2 separate regions of the Homo sapiens genome follow, and region 1 is linked to region 2. A link is a loop called in an ENCODE intact Hi-C map of the cell type or tissue named here. Cell type or tissue: upper lobe of right lung. All regions are shown on one strand. Each heading gives the region's core, and the rest is flanking DNA. Links, peaks and the distances in the headings are about the cores only. Region 1 overlaps RMEL3 (enriched in melanoma 3). Region 2 has its middle 8.1 kb from the start of PLK2.

The links. Hi-C counts contacts between places; a loop is a spot of excess contacts. Peaks named below come from ENCODE experiments on the same cell type or tissue, not always from the same donor. Only the 100,000 strongest peaks of a DNase experiment are listed, where the experiment ranks them.
Region 1: it touches region 2 in a loop (9-fold over the local background); 88 of 110 quality-filtered maps call a loop at or near these places.

What each region holds. Positions count from the first base shown.
Region 1 is chr5:57,491,641-57,497,028 of GRCh38, reverse strand. RMEL3 (enriched in melanoma 3) reads right to left here. Exons shown (of 4, transcript NR_186596.1): 2 at 2,804-2,954; 3 at 112-249. Among named protein-coding and RNA genes, the nearest start is that of ACTBL2, 12 kb to the right of the region's middle. RefSeq lists enhancers at 2,078-2,137, 1,536-2,735. In upper lobe of right lung, for the core only: no CTCF peak of the experiment used is centred there; a DNase peak (open chromatin) is centred at 2,188; H3K27ac peaks cover 1,295 bases.
Region 2 is chr5:58,465,535-58,470,922 of GRCh38, reverse strand. No RefSeq gene overlaps it. Among named protein-coding and RNA genes, the nearest start is that of PLK2, 8.1 kb to the right of the region's middle. RefSeq lists enhancers at 2,027-2,196, 3,900-3,949. In upper lobe of right lung, for the core only: no CTCF peak of the experiment used is centred there; no DNase peak of the experiment used is centred there.

The DNA of each region.
Region 1 (5,388 bases), core at 245-5,244, 970 kb after region 2:
TTTCTGGAGCCTCTGTGCCCCACTTCTGGGATTTGCTGCTCTCCAAGCTAGTTTCACAGCTATGGCATCTGCATCTCCCTCCCCGTCGCCCTGGAGATTTCTTTGGCATACCTTCTGGGTTGAGGTTTTTATTTTCAGGGTCTCATGTTTTCTTCTTTCTTGATATTTCCTCTGGTTTTCTTGGAGCACATGGGCTGATATTAACTAAGAAGAGGTTGATGGGAGATAAATCGTTGAGTCTTCATGTGTCTGAAAAGGCATTTATTATTCCCTCATATTAATTGTGAGATTGGCTGGGTATAAAACTCTAGTCTGGATATCATTTTCCCTCTGAATTTCCCATTTTGCTATTGACAAGACTAATGATACTTGGGTTCTCATTTTTATGGTTGTGATTATTGGGAGTTTTTTTCCAGTTAAAGCTTTTAGGACCTTCTCTCTCTGCCAGCGTTCTAAACTCTCGCAATGATGTAAGGTGTGATGTGTGTCCTTTCACCTATTTGTGAGTTAACCAGTTCGAGCTATAGGTTTGCCTCTCAGTTCTGGGCAATTTTCTTAATTCATTTATTTTGTAATATCCTTCCCTCTGCTTTTTTTTTTCCTTTCTGTAACTTCTAGTAGTTGGATATTGTACCTGTTGGATTCATCCTCGAATTTTTTTTTAAAAAAATCCTTTTTGTGTGTGTCTGTCATTTTGGTATACTTTCTGGGATATTTCCTCAACTTTATCTTCCAACAATTCTATTAAAATTTTCATTTGTGCAATATTCTTTTTAAGCTCTAAGAGCTCTTTTTGTTCTCTGAATATTTCTTTTTTATAACATTCTCTTCTTATTTTATGTATGCAATATCATCTTTTATACTCAGAGGATATTATTTATAGTTTTGCCTTTGTTAGCTTTTTCTTTGTTTCTATTCCTTACATTGTCCCTACCTCCTTTCTGTTCCTTTTGTTCCCATTGTTTCTGTTGATTGTGTCTTTCAAATTAGAAGCTTTTGTCAAATAGCTGATGTCCCTGGCTGTCCCTTAACCTTTAAAAGCAAGGCAATAAAAAGCTGACTGGAAGCTCTGTGCCTTAAGGAGACAGGCTGCTCTGTAGGATGATTTGGCTGGGCTTTTGATTGAGGGATCCCTAAAGTTGATATCTGTATGCCTTTCCAATTAGGCTCATCCACCCTCTTGCCTAAGGGATAAAAGCCTGGCTGCCAGCATGTTCTTGAAGGCAGGTTGGGAAAGGAGGCTGAGGACCTCTCTATGCACTATGTAGACTTTTACATAATTCCTCTGTGGAGTCTATTTTACAACAGATGTGGTTTTATAATACAAATTAGCTCCTACGCAGTTGGTAAATAGAAAAATTATGTCAGTATAATGCAGAATTAATTTATATGCAATACTTCCTCTGCTCAAGAAAACAGGATGTGGAGCAGAAGTATAACCTTCGGTAGGAAAGGAAAAAGTTTTTAATGGTTGCTGCTCTGGCAATAGAAACCGTTTGCCTGTGGTTTGAAAATTAAAAACAAGTACTTAAACCTGGGCTTCACCCTCGAAGCGGCTACACCCCACACCTGTGGGACTCTTGACTCCTGGCAGGTGGTATTGTCTCTGTGGCACCTTCAGGGCAGCCACACTGACTGAGAAGGCCACTTCTACTGCATTGTCGGAGTTCCTACCAGCTCTGCTCTTGTGTATGTGTTACTAACATTCTCTCTCAATTATTCCTCTGACTTCACAACAATTGTAACAGGCCCCAGCCACACGCAGCCTGCCTCAATAGTACAAGTTAATTTCCTGAGTATCAATTATTGTCTTTACTAGTGCTTTGCATAAGTTGTGAATTTTCTACCTCAATCTTTTTTTGCACATGGCCTTACTTTTTGTGTGCAAGTTTGAAAACTGAATTTTTCAGGAATCTCATCCTTATTGTGCCTTAAGCTTGTTTCCAAAACTGGCCACAACTCTTTCTTTCCCTGTAGCCACGTTCCTTTGCAATGTGACTTTGCAGCCCTGTCCATCAAGAGGTAGACCCTATCCCTCCCCAGCTCTTGAATCTGAGCTACACTTGTGACTTGCTTTGCCCAACTGAATGCATAGAAGAGACACTGTGTCAGTTCCAAGCCTAGGCCTCAAAAGTCTTTGCATGCCTCGACTAGCCCTCTTGGAACCCTGCCCAGCCACAATGTAAGAGCCTGGGCTTTGCCTACAGGAGGAGAGCAGACCACATTCACCAGAAGTGAGTCAGCCCGGCTTTCCCAGCTAAAGCTTCAGAGATAAGGGGCAGGGTTGGGGAGGAGTTCTCTGATGAATTTGCTTTTTTATCCGTATCTTCAGCCTATTTCCCTGTTTCTGACCCTAATTTGTCCCCACTTTTGGAAGTTCCTAGGTTTCCATTACTGAGTCTTTCTGGGACTCTAGTAAGACCACTTTTGCTTCTGGGCCTCCCCCACTCCCATGGAGGCTCTGTTTCCTCAGGGCTGAGTTACCACTGGTTCACCTCTCTCTTGCTTTAAAAATGTTATTGCTGTTATTGTTATTGTCCTGCTCTCTTTATCATTGTTTTTAATGTCTTTTTATTTCCTTACTGCAAAGTTTAGTGGTGTTTGGAGAGAACATGTAGATAAACCCAAGTGTTTAATCTGCCAAACTTAACAAGAAGTCTCCTCACTTCATTTTACAGATGAGGAAACAGAAGTCTATGAAGCTAAGTGGCTTGCCCAAAGCCACCTGAGTAATTAGTAAAAAATCTGAAACCACCTAGAATTCTGGAACCACTCCAATGTTCTTTTCTCTATTCCATGCTACCTTTGCAATTATGTCAGGAAGCCCATCTGATGGAACGAAATCCTCCCCTCATTGAATGTCTGTAGATTTCTTCTGTGCACATAAGATTCTGCAGTGCCATCGTCTGTTCCAGCCTTGACAAATACAGTGAGAAGCCAATTCAATCAGCATTCTAAAATATACAATAAAAGCATATTACTTTTCCCTGCTGATGTTTAAACCATCATCCACATAGAATTGCAAATTTTTGTATGCTCGCAGATTATGTGTAAACTCTCAGGCACAAATTAGAAACTATTCCATCAGTGTTTAAAATTCTAACTACATAAACAAATGCCTGTGCTCTAAACTGAAACAAATTGCAAGGTATACAACGTAGCCTTGTTGGACAGGGCAATGACTTTCAAGCCAGTAAGAAATGGCCAGAACAGGTGCTTCAGAATATGCTAATAACCTTTCCTGACATCCAATGGCCCACAGATATCTAGTTACAGGTATCTAGTTTCTGCCTATAAGCATCACTGATTATGCAGAAGAGCCTGCTTCAGATGTCAGGGTCACTTATGCGAAGCCTTCATATCATCTCCCAGCCCATTCCGGGGATGTGCTCAGCATCTCCACACAACTCCAGTGGGCATCAAGTCAGTGTGGAGCATCATAGGAGCACACAGAACATCCCATACCTCCAAACCCCAGGAGTAAAAAAGCACTACATCTAGATAGGTAAGAGACATCTCCTGTCTTGTCTCTTCACATCTAGACACTGCCTAAATCAATGAATCCCAAAAAACAATTTAGCTTCCATAGAGAATGTTGCCACACCTGACACAATAGAATGAGCCTCTGCCTGGTTTACAGAACTCAAACCACTCAAGTCAAACACTAGATATTTGCTTCAGTGTCTTTCACCAATTGTCTACCTCACTTTAGCCATCCCAAGCTTCCTTTTCTTGTGCTAACAATAGATTCCTACCCAATACATGGGGTTGGCTCAGTACCCATTAGGATACCTGCCAGGAATGTTGTGCTACCATTCTTGACCCTGCTTCACAGTGAATAGGCTCCACTGACCAGAGCTGAGCAAGCATCCTGGAGAGTCACAGAAAATGCAACGAGTGTTGCTAATATTTTGTCCAATTTTTGCTCTTACCATGCAAACTGCTAAACACTTTAGAGGCATCATCTCATGTCAATTCCAAGACAACTTTATGAGGTAAATACAATTATTATCTTCCATTTACGGAGGAAGAAACAGACTTGGGAAGCTCTGAAACACCCCACTTTACAAACCTAGGAAGTGTGGGAACAAATCTAGCTTTGCCAGATTCTAGAGTTGTATTCTTAATCACTATGTTTCCATAGTTACTGCAGGACCAGCACAAGGCAGAGAATTTTAGTTTTTATGTGGCAGCAAATTTGGAGCCCAGGAGATTTTAATATTCATGACTTAAGAGTTTTATGACCGTGGTCTCTAGAAAGGTTTGGGGTTGGAAGAGTTATTCACCAAAGTACTCCGGAAATTAGCTAACTATGAAGGGACTAGTGCCTGAACTAAAGCAAAGCAAATAGGGGCAGAAAGCAGCAAAGGTTATAAGAAATATCCCAAAGAATATTCAGTAGAATGTGATGTCATACTATACTTTGTTTTTCAAAAGTGAATTAAATGAGGCCGCGCACGGTGGCTCATGCCTACAATCTCAGCAGTTGGGGAGGCTGAGGTGGGCAGATTACTTGAGGCCAGGAGTTCGAGACCAGGCTGGCCAACATGGCGAAATCCCGTCTCTACTAAAAATACAAAAAATTAGCCAGGCATGGTGGCACACACCTGTAATCCTAGCTACTCAGGAGGCTGAGGCACAAGAATTGGTTGAGCCTGGGAAGCAGAGGTTGCCGTAAGCTTAGATTGTGCCACTGCACTCCAACCTGTGCACAGAGTGAGACTCTGTCTCAATTAATTAATTAATTAATTAATTTAATTAAATGGTTGAGTCAAATGTAATTCTCAAATTAGAAAATTAAGTGATTTTTCAAAATATTGAGAACATTTATATAAACAGAGCACTTGGGAGAAACTAATAAATTTGGTTTAGCTATGTTAAGCTAGAAATTAAATCTATAACATGTTGAAATGTTAACATAACCCAATCAATCTTCAGTTTAAAAATAAATATGGGAAGTACAATAGTCAATGAGTAAACAACTAGAGTTGGAAATCCATGTTCTAGACACTGTTAGAAATAGAATGTGAAGATGATACAGAGAGTATAGTGAAGGAGAAAACCACATACATAAGTAATATAAAACAAAAAGAGAAAAGAACTACAATAGCGATATAAGCTACGGGACTTTAGAGATGCATCAGATTCACTCCTCCTGGGGAAACTGGTGAGAATCTAAGATGGGCTCTCAAAGATGGATTAAATGTCAAAGGATAGAGAAGGTGGGAAGGACATTTCCAGTGGAGTAAGCAGTGTCAGCAATTCTGAGTGACGGGCTCTCTAGGAGTAGCAATTAGTTCCAAAGACTGGAGCATAAGGTTCACGAGCAGGGGAGGAGAAAGGATACTAAAATATCAGCCTGGGGAAGTAGGTCGGAGCCAGATAATA
Region 2 (5,388 bases), core at 328-5,327:
AAGAAAACATTGCAGCTGGGAGTGGTGGCTCACGCCTGTAATTTCAGCATTTTGGGAGACCGAGGCAGACAGATCACAAGGTCAGGAGTTCGAGACCAACCTGACCAACATGGTGAAACCCTGTCTCTACTAAAAATACAAAAATTGGCTGGGCGTGGTGGCAGGCACCTGTAATCCTAGCTACTCAGGAGGCTGTGGCAGGAGAATCACTTGAACCCAGGAGGTGGAGGTTACAATGAGCCGAGATCGGGGTCCTTGCACTCCAGCCTGGGTGACAGAGTGAGACTTCGTCTCAAAAAAAAAAAAAAAAAAAAAAAAGAGAGAAAAAAGAAAACATTGGAGAAAATCTGCAGGACATTTGTCTGGGCAAAAATTTCTTGAGTGACACTCCGCAAGTACAGGCAACCAAACAAAAAATGGACAAATAGGATCACATCAGGTTGAAAAGCCTCTGCACAGCAAAGGAAACAATCAACAAAGTGAAGAGCAACCCACAGAATGGGAGAAAATGTTTGCAAACTACCCATCTGACAAGGGATTAATAACCAGAATATAGAAGGAGCTCAAATAACTCCACAGGAAACTCTAGTAATCCAATTAAAAAATGGGCTAAATATTTCAATAGACATTTCTCAGAAGAAGATGTACAAATGGCAAACAGGCATATGAAAAGGTACTTAACATCATTGGTCAACAGAGAAATGCAAATCAAAACTACCAAGAGAAATGCAAATCAAAACTATCTCACCCATTTATATGGCAAATATCTAAAAGACAGACAGTAACAAATGTTGCCAAGGATGCGGAGAAAAAGGAAGTCTTATACACTGTGGGCAAGAATGTAAATTAGCACAACCACTATGGAGAATGGTTTGGAGGTTCCTCAAAAAACTAAAAATACAGCTATCATATGATTTGGCAATCTCACTTTAGGTATATACCTCCCCAAAACGAAATCAATATATCAAAGAGATATCTGCATTCTCTTGTTAAAGCACTGCTCACAGCAGCCAAGATTTGGAAGCAACCTAGGTGTCCATCAATAGCTGAATGGATAAATAAAATGTGATACTTATAAACAATGGAGTACTATTCCGCCATAAAAAAGAATGAGATTCTGTCATTTGCAACAACATAGATGGAACTGGAGGTCATTATGTTAAGTGAAATAAACCAAGCACAGAAAGACAAACGTCACATGTTCTCACTTATTTGTGGGATCTAAAAATCAAACTCATTGAACTCATGGAGATAAAGAATAGAATGATGGTTGCCAGAGGCTACGAAGGGTAGTGGGGGGATACAGGGGGTCGGGGGGGAAGGTGGGGATGGTAAATGGGAACAAAAAAAATAGGAAGAATGAATAAGACCTAGCATTTTAGTATTTGATAGCATAAAAAGGGACTATAGCCAATAATAATTTAATTGTACATTTAAAAATAACTAAAAGTGCATAATTGGATTGCTTGTAATGCAAAGGATAAATGCTTGAGGGGATGGATACCCCATTTTCCATGATATGATTATTACACATTGCATGCCCTGTACCAAAATATATTATGTACCCTATTAATATGGGTACCTAGTATGTACCCACAAAAATTAAAAATAAAAAAATAAAAAATGTACTTCCTATTTCTGTTGTCTGAATGGGCCTAGACTAAAAAATAGCGAATAGAGTTTATTAAAACACTTGAAAAGTATAAAAGTCCATGAAGCCACAAATGATATTAAAAAAGCAGTAAATGTGAAAACAAAAAGTTTTTGCCCACATTGGATATTACTATCATACCAATCTTTATTTGAAAAATTGGTAATTAAAAAGAGTGAATTAAACATTTATTCTGTTTGTAGTGCAGGGTAATAAAACAGCCTCAGTTGCTGAGGAAATACTTTTATTGAAGAATACTAAGTAATAAATGGACAGTATCAGAAAGTCACCATTTTGCAACCACAAATGAAATAACTGATTCCATTAAGAATTATCAACATGGGATCAAGTCATCTGATGAATGGCCAATGGAAACATTTTCCCACATTAGCTCACATATTATCTGCCAATAACAAGGGAGGCACTGCACATCTACAGTGGTGAGACTGGGCTGCCACCTTCCTAATACTGTAATCAAATTGACTCTCAGGAATAGTAAGACACTATATATCTCCTGATGGGATATTGTGGGAATTATGGAGCGTTCTCTATGACATATACTTACTAAAACGTGCTTAACCCAAATCTAAATCAGTCTGCATTTCTAACTAAAAGTTTAAAAGACATACAGAATACAAAACAATACATTAAATTAAACCAACAGAAAGCAATAAAACAAATCCAGAAAATGAACATTTTGCAAGGTATCTGGCCTGGTCTCTTTGAAAAGTCAAAAGCAGGGAGTAGTGACTCTTGCAGATTGAGTTAGGAGTCATAGCAGAATGCAGTCTAGGGTCCTTCATTGGCTCTTTGAACAAATCAGTTATAAAATGGACTTTAGGAACAAGTGGGAAAATGTGAATATGAACTAGGTATTAGATATTTAGGAATTATTGTTTATTTTATTAATACAAGGTGTGTAAAAGGTATTATCGTTACATGAAAATCTCCTTTTTTAAGAGATGCATGCTGAAGTATTTAGGAATAACATGTTATGATGTTTGTAACATAAGTTTAAATGAGGAGAGAGAATTGTTGACTTTGGAGGTGGATATATGAATATTCACTGCACCCTTCTTTCAACTTTCCTATGCATTTTAATAATTTTCAGAATTTTTTTTAAAGCCTCTCTGCTGCCTTCTTGTCATTGCAGCTCAGCTTTATTATTACTGTGAAGAGACCAGCAGCCCATTCTTTCAATCTCTGCCAAGTCCAAGTCACTGCCATCCTCAGAATGCCATCCCTTTTCCACATATCTGTTTGGTCTTTGTAGTCCTGAAGTCCCAAAGACTCAGTTGGGTATGGAAGGAAGAGGGGAACACTGTTTGGCCAGAGTGCATTTGGGTTTCCCACGTACAGCAGATCATGTCTATAAAACCAAAAAGTATCTGAAGCAGGTCTTAATCAATTTAGAAAGTTTATTTTGCCAAGATTAAGGACATGCAACTGGGAGGCAGGTCTGTACCTTTCTTCAAAGATGATTTTGAGGGCTTTAATATTTAAAGGAGAAAGGGTGGACATCAGGGAAAGGGGAATAAACTTTTAAGAGTTGTGGGTAGATAAGAGACAAACGGTTGCATTCTTTTGAGTCATTGATCAGCCTTTCACTGAATATACAATTTACATGTGAAAGGGAGGTAGAGGAAGAGTCACTTATGCCTTGTCTAGCTCAGTGAATCTACATTTTTTACATCAGCAATCAGATATGCATTTGTCTCAGGTGAGCAGAGAGGTAACTTTCTGTCCTGCACCTCTGAAGATAAACTATCAATTTACACTGTCAGGGTAAAATTCAACAAAACTGTTTTAAGGTAAAGATCTTGGGGCTCACAAGGAATTTCCTAGTGGGCCAATTGTGAGGGAGGTATGTAGCTTCTTTTTTTTTTTTCTTTAATCTCTGTAGCTATCTTATTTAGGAGTAAAATGGGAGGCAGGCTTGCCTGAAGCAGTTCCCAGCTTGACATTTCCATTTGGCGTAGTAATTTTGGGGCCCCAAGATTTATTTTCCTCTCATACGTCCTATTCACACAACCACTCACAGGCACATACTCATGGCCACATGTTCTTTAAGGCTCACTCGAAGCCTGTACCATTGTGGCCTCCCAGGCAGAGACTGAGAGTAGCACACCAGCCCCTCCCCTTCCCTCACAGCAGCTAGGAGGCAGCTTCCTTCACTTTCGAGGTCCAGAGCTGAGTCATCTTCTTCATTGCCTGGTGGTGACAGCCTCCTAGGTGCTTGTCCTCTCACTGTCTCTCTCTTGTCAATTCCCCAAGTCAAAAGCAAATTTTTAGAAAGGCAAACAAAAACAGTGCTTATTTGTTGTTCTTTCTCCCTGTCAGTTCCGTTCAGTTTTGTTGAATTCCTTTCAGTAAACCAGATGCTGGGAACAGTATCTCTCCACTCTACCTTGGGTTAAACTCCTTCTTGTCCATCTCTCCTGCCTTTGGTAGTTTTTCTTCTTGCCCCTTCCTTTCTCCTGAATATTAAATAATAACTAGCATTATAGATTTCCCACCATGTGACAGGCACTGTTCTAAGCACATTCTATGCATTGGCTTGTTTAATCATTATAACAATTGTCTTAGCCCCTCTGGGCTGCTATAACAAAATATCACAAAACTAGGTGGCTTATAAACAATAAATTTATTTCTCACAGTTCTAGGAGCTGGGAAATCCAAGATCATGTTGCTAGCAGATTTGGTATCTGGTGAGGGCCAACTTCCTCACAGATGGCACCTTCTTGCTGTGGTCTCACATGGTGGAAGGGGCAAGGAGTATCTCTTCAGTCTCTATTATGAAGGTATTAATGCCATTTATGAAGGCTCTAACCCCATGAGCTAATCACCTCCAAAGACCCACCTCTTAATACCATCACAATGTAGGTGAGAATTTCAACAAATGAATGTTGTGGGAACAAAAACATTCATACCATAGCAACAACCTTATAAAATGTTGTCATCCTCTTGTTACAGAAGAAGAAACTGAGACATAGAGAGTTTCAGAAATTTGTGCAAGATCAAATCTAAGAGGTATCTTGTTTTCTCAATAGTTTTATATTTATAAATGTGTCTATCTAACAAATAATTGAGTTTTTACTCTGTCATGTACTATTCAAGGCATGGGGAATATAGCATTAAACTAAGAAATGTACCTGTCCTCATGAAGCTTTCATACCTGTGGGGAAGAAAAGTAATAATCAATTAAGCAATATAAAGTATTTTCGCTGCACCCTATACTTATAGTATAAAGTGTGTATTGCAAACCTTGATGAGATGATAGAATGTAACAGAGAGTGGAACACAAAGTTCTCTTTGATGAGCCAAATCACATCCTTAAAAAATGTTTTTATATGTATTTTTAAATAGTAATGTATTCTTCTGGTTCAGACATTAAAACACATAAAAATGATCAGAAAAGTAAATAATCTTCTCACAAAAATATGTAAACAAGTAAACAGAAGAAAACCTATTATTATTAGTTTGCTATTAATCCTTCCCAAAAGTTTATGCTTTATGCATAATTAAGGCTATAAAAATATGTTATTTTCCCCTCATTTTTTATTCCAAGGAAACATATTTTACTATACCATACACTATCCTATACTTGCTTTCCACAGTATTTATTTTGGAGATTTGTGTGTGTGTGTGTGTGTGTGTGTTTTGAGGCGAAGTCTCACTCTTGTCCCCCAGGCTGGAGTGCAATGGTGTGATCTCGGCTCACTGCAACTTCCGCCTCC